Regions from separate parts of the Homo sapiens genome. Here region 2 is linked to region 1. The links are chromatin contacts, found by Hi-C or POLR2A ChIA-PET in ENCODE. All regions are on one chromosome and are shown on one strand. The core of a region is the stretch at or near the end of the contact, and the rest is flanking DNA. Distances in the headings are between cores, read along the strand shown. Region 1 overlaps LOC101928911 (a long non-coding RNA gene). Region 2 overlaps RNGTT (RNA guanylyltransferase and 5'-phosphatase).

Region 1 (2,899 bases), core at 177-2,676:
TTTATTTTTGAGACAGAGTTTCACTCCCATCACCCAGGCTGGAGTGCAGTGGCGAGATCTTGGCTCCCTGCAACCTCCACCTCCTGGGCTTGAGCAATCCTCCTGCCTCAGCCTCCTGAGTATCTGGGACTACAGGGGCCCACCACCATGCCTGGATAATTTTTTTGTGTTTTGTCGAGATGGGGTTTCTCTCTGTTGCCCAGGCTGGTCTTGAACTCCTGGGCTCAAGTGATCCACCTGCTTCAGCCTCCCAAAGTGCTGAGACTACAAGCTTGAGCTGCCGCACCTGGCCCCATTCCCTTTTTACAATACTACTGTTATCACCCTTGTCCATGCAACTATATTTTATTGCCTGTAAGACTACAGTCATTTCCAAAGAAGTTTCCCTGTTTCTACTGTTGTGCTTGTTATGGTACTTCCTCCACACAGCATCCAGAATAATTTTCAAAAATGTAAATCAGATTGCATCACTCCCTTTCTTAATAACCTTTTGCACTGCCCCATGTCCGCGTCCCTGAGCCCATAAAACCCTCTTCTTTGCATTCTTTAGTGCATTATTTCCGCTGTAGTACTGACCTCCTGAAAAGCTCAAGCCTCTTTTATGCTATATGGTTTCTTTCCCACAGATAAAGTAAGAATAAAAATATTTATGGATCTGAAAATTCCTTAAAGTATTTGTTACTGTGCAGGAGGTAGAAAACTTCCTAGGTAACCTCTTCTTCTTTTTTTTTTTTTTGAAACAAAGGCTGGAACTTCAGGGACCAGTGATGTTGTCAGTTTTCTACTATCTGATGAAGGATACTGAAGAGAGTGAAAAAAATAGTATAGACTTGGGGAGAAAGGAATGGATTTGTGGGAGAATAAAATGGGAAAGTAAAACAGAGTGGGGAAGGGGGAGCTAAAAAGAAAAGCACCCAGGATAAATCTTTTCCTTGCTTTATAATTCATATCATAGTAAAATTTTATAAATTTAGTTTCTGTAGAAAAAGGAATAATAAAATGATATTAATTAGGATCATATTCATAATTATACTGTTTCTCTCTGAATTTATATAATCTTTCTGCAAAGAGCTAAAAATGGCTTAAAAAGCTCTAATGATATTATATTATTTAGCAATGTGTCTGTAATAGACATTAATGATACAGTATTAAACCAATCCATAGAGCTTTCTAAAGGTACGGTAGGCTAATATAACACCAGAAACCTAATTGCTGCTCTCAGAATTTAGAATTGAAATTAGCTTAATGATATAAAATTTTTTAATAGGAAAAGCTATCCACAAATAGTTGCTATCATGTAGTTTTTCAGTGTAAAGAAAATTTAAAAAATCAATAAAAACAAAATGATTACTCAGACCTTGTTACATAGATATCGCTGTTAGACGTCCTCCTTTTCTAAGATAACCTATTGTGTGGTTTTCAGAGCCTTTTATAAGTCAGCCACTAGAGAGCAAACTTCTTCTTTTTATCAGGCCGTAGTTTTATTTTTTTTAAAAAATACACACCACGTATATATTGGGAATCTCACAATGACACATTATCTCAGACTGTAAAATCTGATAATATAGCTTCTAGATGCCTGGGGCAGTGGGTGTAGGGGATGAAGTGGGAAATTTTAAGGCCGTTTATATTAAAAACACAAGAAAGAACAAGATAAGATGTTGTAATGTTGAACTACCTTCCTGGAGTGAAAATGAAACCTTCTGCTAATGGAGCATAAAGTCTTACGTTTCATGCCATGTAATAAAATATGATAGGCATTGTTTGGTCTGACAGGTATCTTGGGCCTTTTTCCAGACTAGGGTCTCCAGGGAGCTCAAAGACATGTTACTGTTTCCAGGTGAAATGTAGATAAATTACATTGTCAGCTACCTTTGCTGCCTCCAGTTCCAGAGGCTCCAGTCACACAAAAGAAAGCTGCCAGTTCCAGAACACTCTCATCTATTGGACTAACCCCCAACTATTGACATCCTTTCCAAAGGTCAGGATGGCACCCAAAACATCAATATACAGGCAGATCAATCTGCTAAAGGGTGCCAGGGAACAGAAGGATTTACTGCACATAGAAATTCCAATTTTTCAGGCCCCAGAGTGTCTCAGCCTCCTTTTTGGCCAAGAATGGGAGATACTCAGCTAGGTAAACCACTTTCTCTTCTGGTGGCCTGTTGGCAATTGGCCCCGTTCTCATGACCCTAGAGTCTCATGGCTCACCAAAGTCGTCAGAATCAAGTTTCATCTCTGTTATTTGGGCTTTGGGCTATTTGAAGGTTTATAGTTTAAAATTTGAACTTTTTAGATATTTCAAAAAAACAGTATTGGATTGGTGCAAAAGTAATTGCAGATTTTGCCATTACTTTATACCAACCTAATATTAAGAGCTGTAGGAAGATTATAAAAGATATCCAAGAAGGGAGATTTCAAAACCTTCCAAGGGAACACTTTCCAGGGTTTATTGGCTATTCCGGTTAGATTATTTTTCTTTTCTTTTCTTTTTTTTTTTGTTGAGACAGAGTCTCGTTCTGTCACCTAGGCTGGAGTGCAGTGGCATGATCTTGGCTCACTGCACCCTCTGCCTCCCAGGTTCAAGTGATTCTCCTGCCTCAGACTCCTGAGTAGCTGGGATTACAAGTGCCCACCACCACACCTGGCTACTTTTTGTATTTTTAGTAGAGACGGGGTTTCTCCATCTTGGTCAGGCTGGTCTCAAACTCCTGATCTCAGGTGATCCTCCCACCTTGGCCTCCCAAAGTGCTGGGATTACAGGCATGAGCCACCATGCCCCGCCAGGTTATTTTTCTTATGTTGAATTGGCTCGTGTGAAATTGTCAATATTTGAACAATTTGGCTTATAAAAATGGCCATTTTACAGAGTTCAACCTAATACTTTATGCTACAGGGC
Region 2 (3,303 bases), core at 9-2,508, 930 kb after region 1:
ACTATAATAATAGTGATTACATTAGTGTTTTATGTCTATTTCTTTAAAATAATTTTTAAATAAAATATAAATGAAAGAATTAAACATTTCATTTTGTGAAAGAGGCAGAGGGTAGAAAACAGAAAAATGCTGCTCAGCAAAGTAGTAAGACTTTTTCCCCCATACTTAATCCTTCCTTATATAAGAACAGTTCTTCAACATTCAGAAAAATATTTTACCACCACAATTTCCTTCTCAAAAAGAGTAACACTAATTCAAATAAGCATGAGAAAACGATTTTTTTTTTTTTTTCCCAGAGATGAGATCTTGCTGTATTGCACAGGCTGGATTCAAACTCCTAGGGCTCAAGCAATCCTCCTGCCTCAGCTTCCAAACCCAGCTCATTCTATTTTTTTTTTTAATGAATTGAAGCAAAAGAAATACACACACACACACACACACACACACACACACACATACACTCTAGTCAGCAGAGTAAAAAGACTTTTCCGATAGGAAGTAAAGGAGACCATGCAGTCAATTCTATATATTCCATTCTGCTTGCTAGGAAGCTAGCATTTCTCAGTTTTAAATGTGCAGACCTTACCTGGTTAACAAACCAGAACCTTCTGGCCAGGCATGTTGGCTCACACCTGTAATCCCAGCACTTTGGGAGGCCGAGGCACGTGGATCACTTGAGGTCAGGAGTTTGCGACCAGCCTGGCCAACACTGTGAAACCCCACCCCTATTAAAATTATAAAAAATCAGCCCAGCATGGTGGCAGGCACCTGTAATCCCAGCTACTCTGGAGGCTGAAGCAGGAGAATCGCTTGAACCCGGGAGGTGGACGGTACAGTGAGCTGAGATTGCACCACTGCACTCCAGCCTGGGCAACAGAGTAAGTCTCTATCTCAAAACAAACAAACAACAACAAAAATACCTAAGCCTCCCAATACAAGTGGGAGGCCAGATCCCCTTAAAGAAGGTATTGCAATACTACTACAACCATGTACAGTACTGTAAATCCACAGTTGGCAAACTATAGTCTACAGGCCACATCTGGCCTCACACCTGTTTTTGTAAATAAAGTTTCACTGTGACACAGTCATGCTCACTCATACACATATTGTCTAGCTTTGATTTAGCACCACAATGGTAGACTTGAGTAGTTGAGATACATAGGCAACAAACCCTAAAATATTGACTATCTGGCCTTTCATAGAAAAAAAGTGCTGACCCTTGCTGTAAATCTTCCAACAGTTTTTCAAAGGATGAGCAGCATTTGCTAAAGTGATTGTTCTGGTAATCCCCGATGGGTAATCCCCTAGTGGTCGTGTCTGTTTAAAGTAAGTGTCTGGTAACCCCCTAGTGGTACGGATGTTCTTTCTTTCAAAAGAAAAATCTAATAAAAAAATTATAATCCAAAAGAAAGAACACCCAGACCACTAGGGGATTACCAGACACTTACTTTAAACAGACACGAATTGCCAGGAACCCAAAATGCCACTGCAGTCCGTAAGTTAAATGGAGAGCTTAGGGTAATCAGGTGATAAATGGATTACTGGCTCAAGTTTAAATCTAAGTGTGACGGTATGTCCACAAATACAACCTGCGGTTATTTTCCAGTTACTGGATGTATAACTGGAAGAGAAATACTTGGAAAACGAATTTCCACATTGGCTGTCTGACCCACGGAATAAGGGTCATTATGCTAGGAAAGGCCAAATAAAAGCCCCTTCAACCAGCCTTCCCTACCAGGGAAATAAACCAAAAGCAGTAACATATCTCCAAGGGAAATACAAAAATTAGTACCACCATCAGAGATTTAGAATGATTTTTGATTATCATAAATTTAATCATGTTAAACCAAGTGCAGCTGCCATTTCAGATGTGCTGTCTTTAACGAAACCAATCAATGTAGCCTCTAAAATCTTATATACAAGTTGGCAAATACTTTTTTCTCTGTACCAATCTGTGGTACTATCAGAAGACATCTGCCTTTGCCTAGAATGACCAATAGTATATCTTGCAGCCACAGCATACTGCTTTTCTGCTCTCTGCCACAGTAGAATCTACAGAGACAGTGGTCTTTTTAAAAAATAGTAAATATATATTTAGTATTTATTATGTAACATGCAGTAGTTTAAAGGACTTACATGTATTATGTCATTAAAGTCCCACACGAGGTAGGCACTATTATCCACATAATGAAGTTACAGAAACACAAGCAACAGAGAGAGAACCTGAGTAAAGAGTGGCAGAGCTTGAATTGAAATCCAGCTGGCATAATATCCAGAGTCTCTTTGCTTAAGAGGATCCACTACAGTCGTCTAAATGAAAGGTATTTTCTTTTTCCTTTTTTTTAAGGAAGGGTCTCACTCTGTCACTCAGGCTGGAGTGCAGTGGCCCCACCACAGCTCACTGTAGCCCCAACCTCCCCAGGCTCAGGTGTTCCTCCCACCTTAGCCTCCAAGTAGCTGGGACTACAGGCATGTGCCATCATGGCCAGCTTTTTTTTTTTTTTTTTTTTTTTTTTGTATTTCTTGTTAGAAATGGGGTTTCACCAGGTTGCCCAGGCTGGTCTCAAACTCCTGGACTCAAGCACTATGCCCACCTCAGACATCTCAAAGTGCTGGGACTACAGGAGTGAGGCACTGTGCCTGGTGGAAGAGTTATTTTGTTTGCGTATTTATCCATGTGTCAGTTGATAAATATTTGGGGTTGTTTCCACCCTTTGGCTATTATGAATAATGCTGATAAGAAGATTTACGTACAAGTTTTGTGTGGGCATATGTTTTCATTTCTCTTGGGTATATACTTGAGAGTGGAATTGCTGAGTCACATGGTAAGTCTATCTTAAACATTTTGAGGAACTATGTAACTGTTTGCCACACTGGCTGCACCAACTTACAATCTCAACATCCATGTGTAAGGACTCCAATTTCTGTCTCTCACTTGTTATCGTCTTTCTAATTTTTTTCAGAGACAGTGGTCACTCTGACACTACACAGAACAAATCACTGATCAACAATGCTGATGATTTTGTACTTATTAAGAGTGATAAAGAGGAAGTATAAAGTTCTTTAGACATCTTGCTAAGACACATGTAAGACAGAAGACATAAAACCCACAAAAATTAAGAGCCCATTGCCTAAGTAAGATTTCTAGGGGTCCAATGGTTGGAAGCCTATCAGGATAGCTTCTCCAAGGTGTCAGAGACAAGTTACTCTACTTGCACTATCAGTGGATACTAAAAAGGACGTTACAAAGATTAACAATCACTGTGGATTTTGAAGCAGTACTCCAACTCATTGACCAAGGAA

Evidence for each region. A loop is a pair of places that touch in the nucleus more often than their neighbours do. ChIA-PET counts read pairs that join two places held with the same protein, here RNA polymerase II (POLR2A). Pooled maps may share reads with other maps.
Region 2: a loop to region 1 is called in a pooled map, with 5 times the contacts of the local background. The contact joins two enhancer-like sites. A Hi-C loop is called at or near these places in 1 of 168 maps with a recorded cell type or tissue (sciatic nerve), 1 of 37 single-sample maps with no recorded cell type and 2 of 50 pooled maps. POLR2A ChIA-PET finds 5 or more read pairs at or near these places in 2 of 52 experiments (CD4-positive, alpha-beta T cell and naive thymus-derived CD4-positive, alpha-beta T cell).

The regions. Positions count from the first base shown.
Region 1 is chr6:87,830,690-87,833,588 of GRCh38, forward strand. All of the region lies in intron 2 of LOC101928911 (a long non-coding RNA gene), which reads left to right. Among named protein-coding and RNA genes, the nearest start is that of AKIRIN2, 130 kb to the left of the region's middle. Within about 2 kb of position 1,427, at least 7 of the 41 ENCODE cell types and tissues checked have a DNase peak (open chromatin) inside an H3K27ac peak, as active enhancers do.
Region 2 is chr6:88,760,598-88,763,900 of GRCh38, forward strand. The region is part of intron 13 of RNGTT (RNA guanylyltransferase and 5'-phosphatase); the gene reads right to left. Among named protein-coding and RNA genes, the nearest start is that of RNGTT, 200 kb to the right of the region's middle. Within about 2 kb of position 1,259, at least 3 of the 41 ENCODE cell types and tissues checked have a DNase peak (open chromatin) inside an H3K27ac peak, as active enhancers do.